Regions from separate parts of the Homo sapiens genome. Here regions 1, 3 and 4 are each linked to region 2. Evidence: chromatin contacts called from ENCODE Hi-C or POLR2A ChIA-PET data. All regions are on one chromosome and are shown on one strand. The core of a region is the stretch at or near the end of the contact, and the rest is flanking DNA. Distances in the headings are between cores, read along the strand shown. Region 1 overlaps KCND2 (potassium voltage-gated channel subfamily D member 2). Region 2 holds the start of FAM3C (FAM3 metabolism regulating signaling molecule C). Region 3 overlaps TSPAN12 (tetraspanin 12). Region 4 holds the start of AASS (aminoadipate-semialdehyde synthase).

Region 1 (2,737 bases), core at 238-2,737, 990 kb before region 2:
AGATTACAGGACAGCCTATGGATCCAGTGTTCCAATTGGACTGCATTTGGTGTCACTATCCCATGGTTCAAACTGAGAGAAAAGCAGGGAGCAAAAAATCTAGGACAGATAGCACGGTAGCATCTCAAGATACAGACCATGCAGCTGTACTGACATCAAAAAACGGCCTGAGTGTGACATCTAATCTCAAGACAAACCTGTCTTTTTTCAGTTCCTATTTTAAGCTGCCTTTTTCATGTTAGTAAATGGGAACTAGGGAAGTATGTGCTGTTCCCAGAGTTAGATATGCTTTTGAGGTACTGCCCATTGTGGAAAGTTACATCTAAAACATTTATACTTTCTAATTCACCATAAAACCTTTTAAAAATACTGTACAAATTTATGGACTCTGAGCCAGTTCTACTAAATCAGTATTTCTAGGGAGCACACAGTGGGAATCCATATATATGAGCTATTTAGGTGATTTTGATGATTGACCAGGTATGGGAGCTGTGGCTTTCAAAAGCTTTGATAGATATTTCATTATTAGAAATATTACTGTGTTTATAAGGCGTCAGTCCTCTTCCCCCCATCTTTAGCCACACATTTCTGCCTCTGACACAACTCTTCTCCTCATCTGTTGTCTTAGTAGCCTTCTGTCCAAAATTATCTTGTTGTAGATTTGCTTTGTTATTCTATCCCTTTCCTATAGTAGCACTTTCCTGTATTCAGTTTTCCATCAATTTTGAGTCTAAGACTTATTTTTCTATCCTTTCTTTCTCTCTGAATAACTTATATCCTAAAGCACATTGAAATTGCATGTCATACTGTTATACATACCCCACCACTCTTTTTAAGTATATCCTCATTGGTAGTACATCAGCTGGGCTTAATTTCTAAAAACAAAATTAGGGCCCGATGGCTCAATATTTCTGAATAAGTAACCAAAATTGTTATTGTTATAAGAATGTAAGAAAAGGGTGACAAAATGGTGAATTGCTTTAACAAACGGAAAATGAGTTCAGAATGAAGCAGAATGCCTAAGACATTTTACATCTTGACTTGTTTTAACAAGATTCTAATGCTTTGTATTTCATTTATAGAATAGTTATAGCTTCCCATTGGCTCTGTGCTCCCATTTACTCAGCTACTGTAAATAATAGCCATCAGCAAAGCTTTTGAAATCTTCAGATGAAAGGAACTTAAATTAAGGAAGCTTCCCATGTGCATCCCTTCCCCCACAAAAAAGGATGCTAAGAAAACAAAGAACGGGGAGTACAACGGAATGATTGTAGTAACTGAATGCATTCCAGCTTTTGAAAACGATAAACATTTATTTTCTGACCTAAGTGTTGTTGTTTTTAATTTTTTTAACTTTTTTTTCTCAGTTGAAGCAGGCGATAGTGGATATTATCTTAAGATATGAAAGATATTGAAGGAGGCAGTATCAAGTCAGTTACACTATGTGGATTAATGTTGCAGTAGTTTCTTTCTTTGGTTATTGCCAAGCTAGTTGCTATTTTCAGAGTATTAGTCACATGCTTCTGTACCTGAGAGTGAAATTTTTCATTTCCCTCTAAAGATGATTCATTTTGTTTCTTACAGGAAGAACTTTGATAATAAATTCCAGTGTACTTTTAAAAATGTTCCCAGGGACTTAAAATGAACCTGCAAATATTTAATTTTATATTATCTTTTTGACATAGTTTGCTTACATAATCTACATATTTTGAATAGATGATTAGACCAAGGGAGCTTGCAGTAGATAAGGTTAAAATCTTAATGAAGATTAAACATCTTCTTTTAAAATCTCCTTATATTATTACTGTTGAGTGACAGAATAGATATTCAATCCTTTAAGCCAAGAATGTATAATGGGACTGGTATGTAATAAGTAAACTTGGGAAGCATAACTGGAAATACAGAAGATACTGAACTTACATAACAATGTGTCTGAACTTTAAACGTTTTTGCTTTCCACAGTCTGGCTTTCTCTCCTGCATTGTCCATATGTAAAGATGACTTAGCCAAAGCTCCCAAGCTCCCAAGAGTTGACAAATTCTCCCTTCCAGGGATTAACCCAAACCAAATTATAATATCTTAATCCCAATTCCAAGTTCCTAAAAGAGAGAATTTGTGACTGAGAGAAGAGGATACTCTTCTCCCTCTGCCAGCTAAGAAGATGTCTGAAGAGATGGCAGCTACAGATTGGCCCAGAAATTTAGTCAAATCACCCTATTATTCATGTTTTTTTTTTTTTTCTTTTATAGACAGAGTCTCCCTCGGTCACCCAGGCTGGGGTAAAGTGGTGCGATCATGGCTTACTGCAACCTCTGCCTCCCGTGTTCAAGCAATTCTCCTGCCTCAGCCTCCTGGTAGCTGGAATTACAGGCGATGGCTACCAGGCCCGGCTAATTTTTTTTTTTTTTTTTTTGGTCTTTTTAAAAGAGGCAGGGTCTCATCATGTGGTCAGGCTGGTCTCAAACTTCTGACCTCAAATGATCCACCTGCCTAGGCCTCCCAAAGTACTGGGATTACTGGCATGAGCCACCATGCCAGGTGATTTTTTTTTTTAACGTAAGACTTATAATTGAAAACAATTTCACATTCAAATTTTTAATTTAATTAAAACAACATGAAATACAAGTAAATAATTTTGGGGAAGAAAATACATTTATATAACAACACATATGTCTAATTTTATTGATCAGAGTGACATTTTAAAATGTTTTTTCCAGATATAAACAATGACTGTTTT
Region 2 (2,700 bases), core at 40-2,539:
CATATTTCCATCTGTAAAACTAGAAAAGATAAAGGGACTTATTCACTGAGCTGTTGTGAGAATAAATGAGCACACGAAACCATTTGGCAGTGCCTAGTACACAGTAAGCAATCTAATATTATTTATGTCATTGTATCCATATATATATGGATACATACATATATATGGATACATGGATACATACATATATACGGATACATACATATATATGGATACATACATACATATATATGGATACATACATATATATGGATACATACATATATATGGATACATACATATATATGGATACATACATACATATATATATATGGATACATACACCTGGCTAATTTTTTTATTTTTTAGTAGAGACGAGGTTTCACCATGTTGGCCAAAAAGAAACAAAGGAAAAGTCCTATCAATTAGATAGCAGTTCTATATTACAGGCAATAATATTTTTTCTTAAAAAAAAAAAAGGTAGAGGATGATGGAAACCGCTCCTCCCACAAGTAAAACAGCTGGAGCTCTCAATCTCAAATTGCCAATCCGTCACTCACATATTCAGATCTAGGGCCACTAATCATCATCCGTGGTCCCGAGCTGTGAGAGCAGTAGCAAACAAATAGGAAGAAAAAGAAGAGACACCAAACATCAAAGGGCTGGATAGCTTGTAAAAAACCAAAAGTACCTCTAGTATAGGCGACACTAAAACTTTACAAGTGAGTCAAAACGGCCCCCTATGGAGTTGGAATGCAACACCCAACTCCGTCCCCACCTCTCGGAGCTCTCAGCCTACACGCTGCAGGGGCGCGAGCCACAGCCAACCTGGGGAAGATGCGACCCAGGTGCCCGCCCCAGGCCGGGGCGCCGAGTGCCAGCGCCAGGTGCAGACGCCGCCCCGTCTCCGCGGAGCCCGGGGATGCCCACGCCGGGGCGGCGGCCGGGAACCCCGGCCAGCGGCTCTCCGGGACCCCAGTCCCGCCTGCGCCCTCTCCAACGTCCGGACACGCCGTGACAACGCGGCCGGGCCCGGGGCCCGCCCCCGGCCGGTGACCGCAGTGCGCGGAGGCTGAAGTCGTAGGTGGGCGTCTGGCTTCCCCGGCCTCCTCCATCCCTCCCCGAACCTGAGCCCCGGCTCCGTCCGCCTCCCAGCCGTCTCACCGGCCTCCCGCCCGCCTCTCCGCCGCGCGCGCCCGCCTTCCGGCCTCCCAGCGCTCAGTCCTGCCGGAGGCCGACGGGAGCCGCCGCCTCCAGCTCGCGCCTCCGCTTCCTCTCGGACTCCTCCGGCTGCCCCTCACCCCGGCAAGTGGCCAGGAGAAAGCCAGCTCGCCGCTGGGCCTCCTCCCACGCTTCCCGGCCGCGACCAATGGGCCCCCGCCGCCGGGAAGCCGCGCCCGCCCCCTGGCGGTGGAGGACCAAGCGGGCGCCCGGGCCGGCCAGAGGGAAGGGCCGGAGAGCGGAGGGAGGGGTCTGCGGTCCCGCCCACCGCCCCCGGCCAGGCGCTGCACAATCTGAACTTGCCACGTGGGAGCTGCCGCCGCCGCAGCGGCCCTGCGCCGGGTGGCACTACGGGAGGGAGAAAAATGTGTCACCGCCGTCTCCCCACCGTTTACACGCACAAAATCCCAGCCTCAAGGGCAGAACATTTTAAATGACCCACCCATCCTAGAGATGCGCCAGTTAGGTCATCTTATATATCTTGAGATAGCTGAGATGGTCAGATCAACCAAGGACCTTGGGTTATTTGCCGTTTGACTTCTTGAACCCTAGGAAACTGATTCTGAAAATCCTACTGTCCAGCGTCATTAGAATTCTGATCACCTTTAATGCACCACCCAAGAAGAACAGTAGTCCTTGCATTTTCCAAGTCACGTTTATTTTTTAAATTATAAGATACACAATCGTTAGAAATATTTTTTCTCAGGAGATTTCCTACAATTGTGTTGATAATTGGGAAGTTAATCCAAATCTTACTACATAAGACCTTAGAATGCAAAATTATTTCATAATTCAGATCCATATTCTAAAATAATGAATAACTGTTACCTAGTATTTGACAGAATATTGGGATCATCAGTGGTTGCAGAAATTAAATTGCATTTAAAAATAGGGTTTGACTATAGTGTGTTAATATAGAATTAATAATCTACCAAATTTTAGCTTTCCTCCAAAAATATAAAACACACAAACTAATAGTAACTATGAATTCTGGAGTTTGTGATCCGTGATCAGGGGAGAAAGCATGAAATGAATTCTCATTGTCTTCCATGTGCCAATATTATGCTATTTGTGTATTACTTAAATCAAAAAACTAAGACTCCAAAACTGAGTTTAAATATCTTGCTCAAAAATACAAGATAGTAAGTTATGAAGCTGGAATTCCGGCCTAGCTTCATGTAGCTCCAAATAAACAAAAAGGCACTTTGCTTATTATAGTACCAAAAAATCATAACACTTACTGTACACATGCCTCTCCTAGACTGCTATGTCTCACTGAAAGAGTTTATGAAGCCTCTTGAGTAGGGAGGTCACGGTGTATTTCTGAAAGAGCAATCTGCTCTGTAACCGAGCCAACCAGATTGGAAATTACATGTGACATATTCTTATAGCACCACACCTGAAACAATTCCTGTGCATAAAGTTTAATGTGTTAGTAGCCTATTCTCCACTGACCATAAGATATAGCTTAGAACCCTTTGGTAGGTAATGAAATTAATA
Region 3 (2,842 bases), core at 322-2,821, 560 kb before region 2:
CCACTGCATAGGGACTGTGCAGAGTAAAAGTTGGGAGGAGGGAGGAAATGGCAGTCAGACCTTAATTGGTTATGCAAGAGAGACATCATTGTAAGACTGCGTTTTAAAAAAGAATTCTGAGACTCTTTATTTAAAACTTGAAATATGTTATACTCTACTCAAATTATAGAAGGTTCATGTAAAGTAAGTCCTTTTGTTTATGTTTAAATTATTGCCCAAATATCTAAAATTGCAAAATAAGATCCCAAATTTCCACCATTCTCCCTTTCACTATATACCTATATGAAGAGAAATAAAGCAGTAGGCATGTTTCCCCATCTCTGAGTGTGGTTTATTTTATTCATTTATTTATTTTTTTTTTTTTTGAGATGGAGTCTTGCTCTGTCGCCCAGGCTGGAGTGCAGTGACGTGATCTCGGCTCACTGCAACCTCCGCCTCCCGGGTTCACACCATTCTCCTGCCTCAGCCTCCCGAGTAGCTGGGACTACAGGTGCCCGCCAACATGCCCGGCTAATTTTTTTGTATTTTTAGTAGAGACAGGGTTTCACCGTGTTAGCCAGGATGGTCTTGATTTCTTGACCTCGTGATCTGCCTGCCTCGGCCTCCCAAAGTGCTGGGATTACAGGCGTGAGCCACCTTGCCCGGCCTGAGTGTGCTTTATTTTCTATAGCATTTTGTGTTTTTCAATATTCGACCTGAACAGTTACCCTCCAAGAAGCTAAGTAATACATTAACACAGGTTATACTGTGAAATTCAAAGCTTTAGTTCAACTTCACACTAAGATTCTGTTTTAATTGACTTGGCATGGGAGCCAGTCAAGCACGAGTGTGTGGGAGCTGGCTCCTTGAGCCAATTTGTACTCATCTGTCCCCAGTTCCACATTCAGTGATTTCATGTTGGTAACTTAAAATTGACCATGCTGGGAGAATTTACCCCACGGAAATCCCCAAATGCTACAAATCTGAGCTTTTTTTCTGCCCAGTGATCCAGCTTACCAGCACACCACTCAAATTGTTTAAGTTCTTTATATGAAATTAATACACAGCCAGGGCTGAGACCTACTATAAAAAAAGCGTATACTCAATGAATTAATTTTTCAGCCTTATATGTCTGCAACTATATGTTAGTAATCTCATTACCTGGTGCCACTAGTATATATTTTGCACATTAAGTGCTCTTCTAAAAATATCTATATAAACAGTATTTTAATCAACTCAATTTTTTAATGTTAAAAATGTTTGCCTACTTTTGAATTAAAAGACTAGTCACAGAATTTGAATGGTGAAACTAATTTAAAAAGTACCTAGTGCAACTCTCAGAGTTAAAAAAACAACAACCAAGATTATAGAAACTGAGACTCGCTTATGTTCTCTAAACTATATAAAGGCAGTGACAGGACCATTACATACGTCTGCTACCTCACAACCTGAATTTCCATAGGAGCTTACAGGGTGGATTTGTTTAAAAATAGAAGAGAAAGAAACAGTTCCTTTATGGCTTCTCAGTTCCAGTCCCAAGGGGCCTTTTTGAGTGCTAATAACTACAAGGACACTAGAAAGAACTCATACTTTCAAATGAAAATGTCAACACGTAGCTGGAGTGAAATAATTAAATTGCTTATATATATTTCCATACCTCATCCGGTACAGCAAATATGTGTATTCAAATAATCTCTTGTGAAACGAAAGCGTCCCTTCTTACAGGATGTTGTTACTGCTATCACTGCTCCCTAATCTTGTGAACTGATTAAAAAATAATATATTACTGGTTAATCTTTTTAACTATAATAAAGAGAAAATATAACATCATACCCATGCAAGAAGCAACAGATTTCTTTTCACCGTTCCACAATATCCTAACATCCCCACAATGATAAGGAAACAGCAAACAGCAATCATGACCGGATGAACCACAGGAAAGTAAGTCAAAATGACTGCTTCCTCTACCCTGAAAGAAGAAAAATAATGTATTAGAAAGAAAATATAATCAAAATGCACCCAAGACATAGCAGAAGACACAACTGTGATTTGTGTTAATAATTCTTTCAATCATGATGCCTCAAAACTAGTGACTGCATTGTTATTTTCAAAATCACTGTGCTATTGTTTTTATGTTTATTTGCTCGGTTGCTTTATTTTTGGTTTTGCAGTGTTTGTTTTTTTTAATACAAGTGGTAGCTTTCCTACCCCAACTCATTTAACATATAATATACAGGACCTTGATAAAAGGTCCATCTATTATTATCTCCGAAGCCTTAGCCTAAGTAAATCACATGGGAGCCTTTGCTATTTCCCAGCTGGGAGGAATCTCCTTCCTCTTCTCTAATTTTTGATCCCATGTGCACTACGTTTCTTCTCCCTGACAATTGATCCTCCCCCAAAATGTAAAAGACTGCTATGCAAAGGAAAATCAATCTACATTTAAAGAAAGGAATAGGTAGAAATGATTTTTGCTAGAACACGATGAAAAATTCATTAACCGAAACCAGTATTAATGATAAAAATTAACCATTATTAAGCTAACTTTCCCTGTGTTAAGGACTTGAAAAAAATGGTTTTCATTTAATCCTTACCACAATTCAGATGTCATATAATACAATCTCCATTCAGAGATGATGGAGTAAAAAGTAATTTGTCCCCTGTGATGTTAGTAGATTAACCCTTGAAATTTGAGAAAAAAAAATCATTGTGGTGTATGGTTTTCATTAACCCAAGAATATGAAGGTAAGAGGAAGCTGACGGTAATTTTCTTAGGGAAAAGTAACTATGCTGGTTCTTTACACGCACCTATGACATGGCTGATGCACAATCAGGAGGACAGGCAACTGCTATTACCATACCC
Region 4 (2,700 bases), core at 180-2,679, 750 kb after region 2:
ACCAAAGATCATTTCCAAAATTCCGAACCAAGGTCTGTTAAACGACTAGTGAGAAAAAAAATTCAATGACAAATAAACCAAAGTTCTGATCACGCCATCATCAATAACAAGTGAAACTGATAACAAATATGATTATCTGAAGAGTGGGAAAATGATTCAGGTAAATTGGCTTCAATTTTTGTCCACCTAACTCATTTTGCAGAATGGCCACCAGGTTACACAGTCAAGTCATGTAGCCCTAGATTCACTCATCTTCATGGGAAAAAAAGAAGAGGGGAGTGCAGGGGACAAAACAGACAAACCCAGAAACACCAAAGTGCCATCAGTGTTTTGGGATTTTTTTTAATACAGTATTGGAAAGCCGCAGCTTCAGTCAAGGACCATTCCGTCCTGTGTATAACTACATCTCACAGCTGCACCTTCCCCACTGATAACCCACAACATCAAAAAATGTTAATCCTTGTTCAAGTTACTGAACTAATTCATTCTCTCTCGCGCTCGAGCGCTCTTTCTCTCTCTCTCTTCCGCTCCCCCCACCCCCATTCCCCTGAAATCAATGTCTGAAAAGCACATTTCTTCTTCTGAAGCTGTCAGGATAGACAGACATTCAGCCCCATTCAACCGAGGAGGGTGGGTAAACTGCTTCTCCCCGCGCCCCGTCCCGCGCGAGCGCTCACAATGGGCTGCATAGTCCCGCAGGGGCTGAAGAGTTCAGGAAACCCAGACTTGCAAGGCGCCCAACTTCCACCCATCTCCGATCCTTGCTGGAGAATGGGTCTGTGTCTCGGAGAGTGGGCAGCCCAAGATGGACAAGGAGAGAAGTTTGTGATCAGTTTGGCTAAGCTGGGCGTGGGGAGGGAAGGGGGAAAGAACCACCCCGAAATCTCCATCCACCGCCCCCTCAGCCAGCCGTCCCCTCTAAGCACGCCGTCCACAAATTAACAAGCCGTTGTTTCCTCAGCTTCATCAGTTCTTTATTCCCCAGCCACAGCACCACCACTGTCCGCCAAAAAAGAAAGAAAAGAAATCCGAATTGCAATCCCTCGCCTTTCTACTTAGAAATGCTGGAGCTGCGCTGACCGCTCTCCCTCCCTTCCTCGCAGTGAAACTCTCTGCGTTTCCGCTCTCCCTCCATTCCTCGCAGGGAGGCCCGAATGCTCGCCGCCTTCTCCCTCTCTCGGCCCGGCCGGGGTCGCCTCGCGGCGCCGGGACCCGAAGGCCAGGCTCGCGGGCCCCTCCCAGCGACAGCCCGAGCCCGGCCCGCTATCTCCACCGCATCTCACAGGCTGAGCCCACCCGCGCGTCTGCTCAGCTCTCCGCGGGGACCTCTCCTCTCCTCACCTCGTCCGCTCTGGGGCGCCGACTTGTCCCCCGCCGCCTCGAATCTTCCGAGTCGCTGCAGGGGAGGCTCCGAATTCCTAGAAGAAACTGGGATGGAAGGCCGGGAAGTAGGAGGTGTTTGCTCAACTTCTGAGGACGTCACGCCTCTGCCTCCCGTAGCCAATCAGCAGCCGCCCTGAGGGAACAACCTTCTCATCTGCCAATCGGCGGCGCTGCCAGTTGCTACGTCATGCCCGGCCCCTGCTCCTCCCCAAGATCCTTCTGTCTCTGATCTCTGATCTCTGACCTGCGTTCTTAGCTGGGACGTCGAGTTCTCCCAGGATAATTATCGACCAGGTTTGTAACTGTCCGTGGCAGAAGGCGGGCGGGGACGGAAAGCAACGAAAATAGTCTGGGCATTACGCTCTAAATAGAGGTGCACATCTCCTGGGGAAAAGTTGCGAGCGCCGGTACCTCACGTTTGTTTAGCTATAGACACTTTTCAAAGCATTTCACCGCCTTGTCACAACCCTGTGAAGCCAGATAACAGTTCTTACAACAGTTTTAGAAGCCAGCAAGCGGAGAATCTGAGAAATTAAAACTGAGTGTGTTCATGTGCATATGGCAATGTCCAATGTTATTGAAAAGTCCTAACTACCTAGGAGGCCTGGAGGGAGGGGGAAAACGTATTTCATAGACACTAGCCCCAGCACTAGGAACTGAAGAATCGTCTGAAGCCCAGCTGTGATTCCCCAAGGCGTCAACGGTCAGAAGTTAATCTTCCCTCCTGTTTTTACAACTTTCTCCACCACTTACTCTTCTTATACCTGCCATAGATGTATTTAGCTACTGAACTCCTATGTCAACAATCTATAGCCAGAACGTTCTTGAGACTCCACTCATATCTCCAATTGCAGAGAAAATTATTTATTTATTTATTTGTGGTAGACATGGGGTCTCGCTGTGTTGACCAGGACACTGGTCTGGAACTCCTAGCCTCAAGCTATCCTCCCACCTCGTCCTCCCAAAGCACTGGGATTACAGGTGTTAGCCACTGTGCCCAACCCCAAATTAGAATTTTATCTGTAAGTAGAGTTGGAATTTTCTTCTGTATCTTCAGCTTCACATTTCCAAAATCGGATCCCTTATCATTCTTGGAAAGTCTTCCAAAGGCTGTGTAGTGGTTCACACCTGTAATCTCAGCACTTTGGGAGACTGAGGCTGGAGAATCACTTGAGCCCAGGAGTTTAAGACTAACCTGGGCAACGTAGCAAGACCTGTGTCTACTAAAAATAAAAATAATAAAAATAAATAAAATTTTAAAAAGCCAGGTGTAGTGGCACATACCTGTGGTCCCAACTACTTAGGAGGCTAAGGTGG

The links. Hi-C counts contacts between places; a loop is a spot of excess contacts on that map. ChIA-PET counts read pairs that join two places held with the same protein, here RNA polymerase II (POLR2A). Pooled maps may share reads with other maps.
Region 1: a map with no recorded cell type shows a loop between it and region 2 (4-fold over the local background). The contact joins the enhancer-like site here to the promoter of FAM3C in region 2. A Hi-C loop is called at or near these places in 12 of 37 single-sample maps with no recorded cell type and 3 of 50 pooled maps.
Region 3: a map with no recorded cell type shows a loop between it and region 2 (3-fold over the local background). The contact joins the enhancer-like site here to the promoter of FAM3C in region 2. A Hi-C loop is called at or near these places in 9 of 37 single-sample maps with no recorded cell type and 2 of 50 pooled maps. POLR2A ChIA-PET finds 5 or more read pairs at or near these places in 1 of 52 experiments (PC-3).
Region 4: a loop to region 2 is called in a map of ascending aorta, with 5 times the contacts of the local background. The contact joins the promoter of AASS here to the promoter of FAM3C in region 2. A Hi-C loop is called at or near these places in 1 of 168 maps with a recorded cell type or tissue (ascending aorta) and 16 of 50 pooled maps. POLR2A ChIA-PET finds 5 or more read pairs at or near these places in 1 of 52 experiments (activated CD4-positive, alpha-beta T cell).

What each region holds. Positions count from the first base shown.
Region 1 is chr7:120,401,089-120,403,825 of GRCh38, forward strand. The region is part of intron 1 of KCND2 (potassium voltage-gated channel subfamily D member 2); the gene reads left to right. Among named protein-coding and RNA genes, the nearest start is that of KCND2, 130 kb to the left of the region's middle. Within about 2 kb of position 1,488, at least 5 of the 41 ENCODE cell types and tissues checked have a DNase peak (open chromatin) inside an H3K27ac peak, as active enhancers do.
Region 2 is chr7:121,395,019-121,397,718 of GRCh38, forward strand. It overlaps FAM3C (FAM3 metabolism regulating signaling molecule C), which reads right to left and starts at 1,290. Exons shown (of 10, transcript NM_014888.3): 1 at 1,144-1,290. RefSeq lists enhancers at 327-912, 913-1,497 and silencers at 725-1,554, 1,595-1,654.
Region 3 is chr7:120,836,965-120,839,806 of GRCh38, forward strand. It overlaps TSPAN12 (tetraspanin 12), which reads right to left. Exons shown (of 8, transcript NM_012338.4): 4 at 1,813-1,948. Among named protein-coding and RNA genes, the nearest start is that of TSPAN12, 20 kb to the right of the region's middle. Within about 2 kb of position 1,572, at least 2 of the 41 ENCODE cell types and tissues checked have a DNase peak (open chromatin) inside an H3K27ac peak, as active enhancers do.
Region 4 is chr7:122,142,820-122,145,519 of GRCh38, forward strand. It overlaps AASS (aminoadipate-semialdehyde synthase), which reads right to left and starts at 1,430. Exons shown (of 24, transcript NM_005763.4): 1 at 1,342-1,430. It overlaps LOC102724527 (a long non-coding RNA gene), which reads left to right and starts at 1,595. Exons shown (of 6, transcript XR_007060500.1): 1 at 1,595-1,677. RefSeq lists enhancers at 254-759, 1,761-1,810 and a silencer at 1,061-1,260.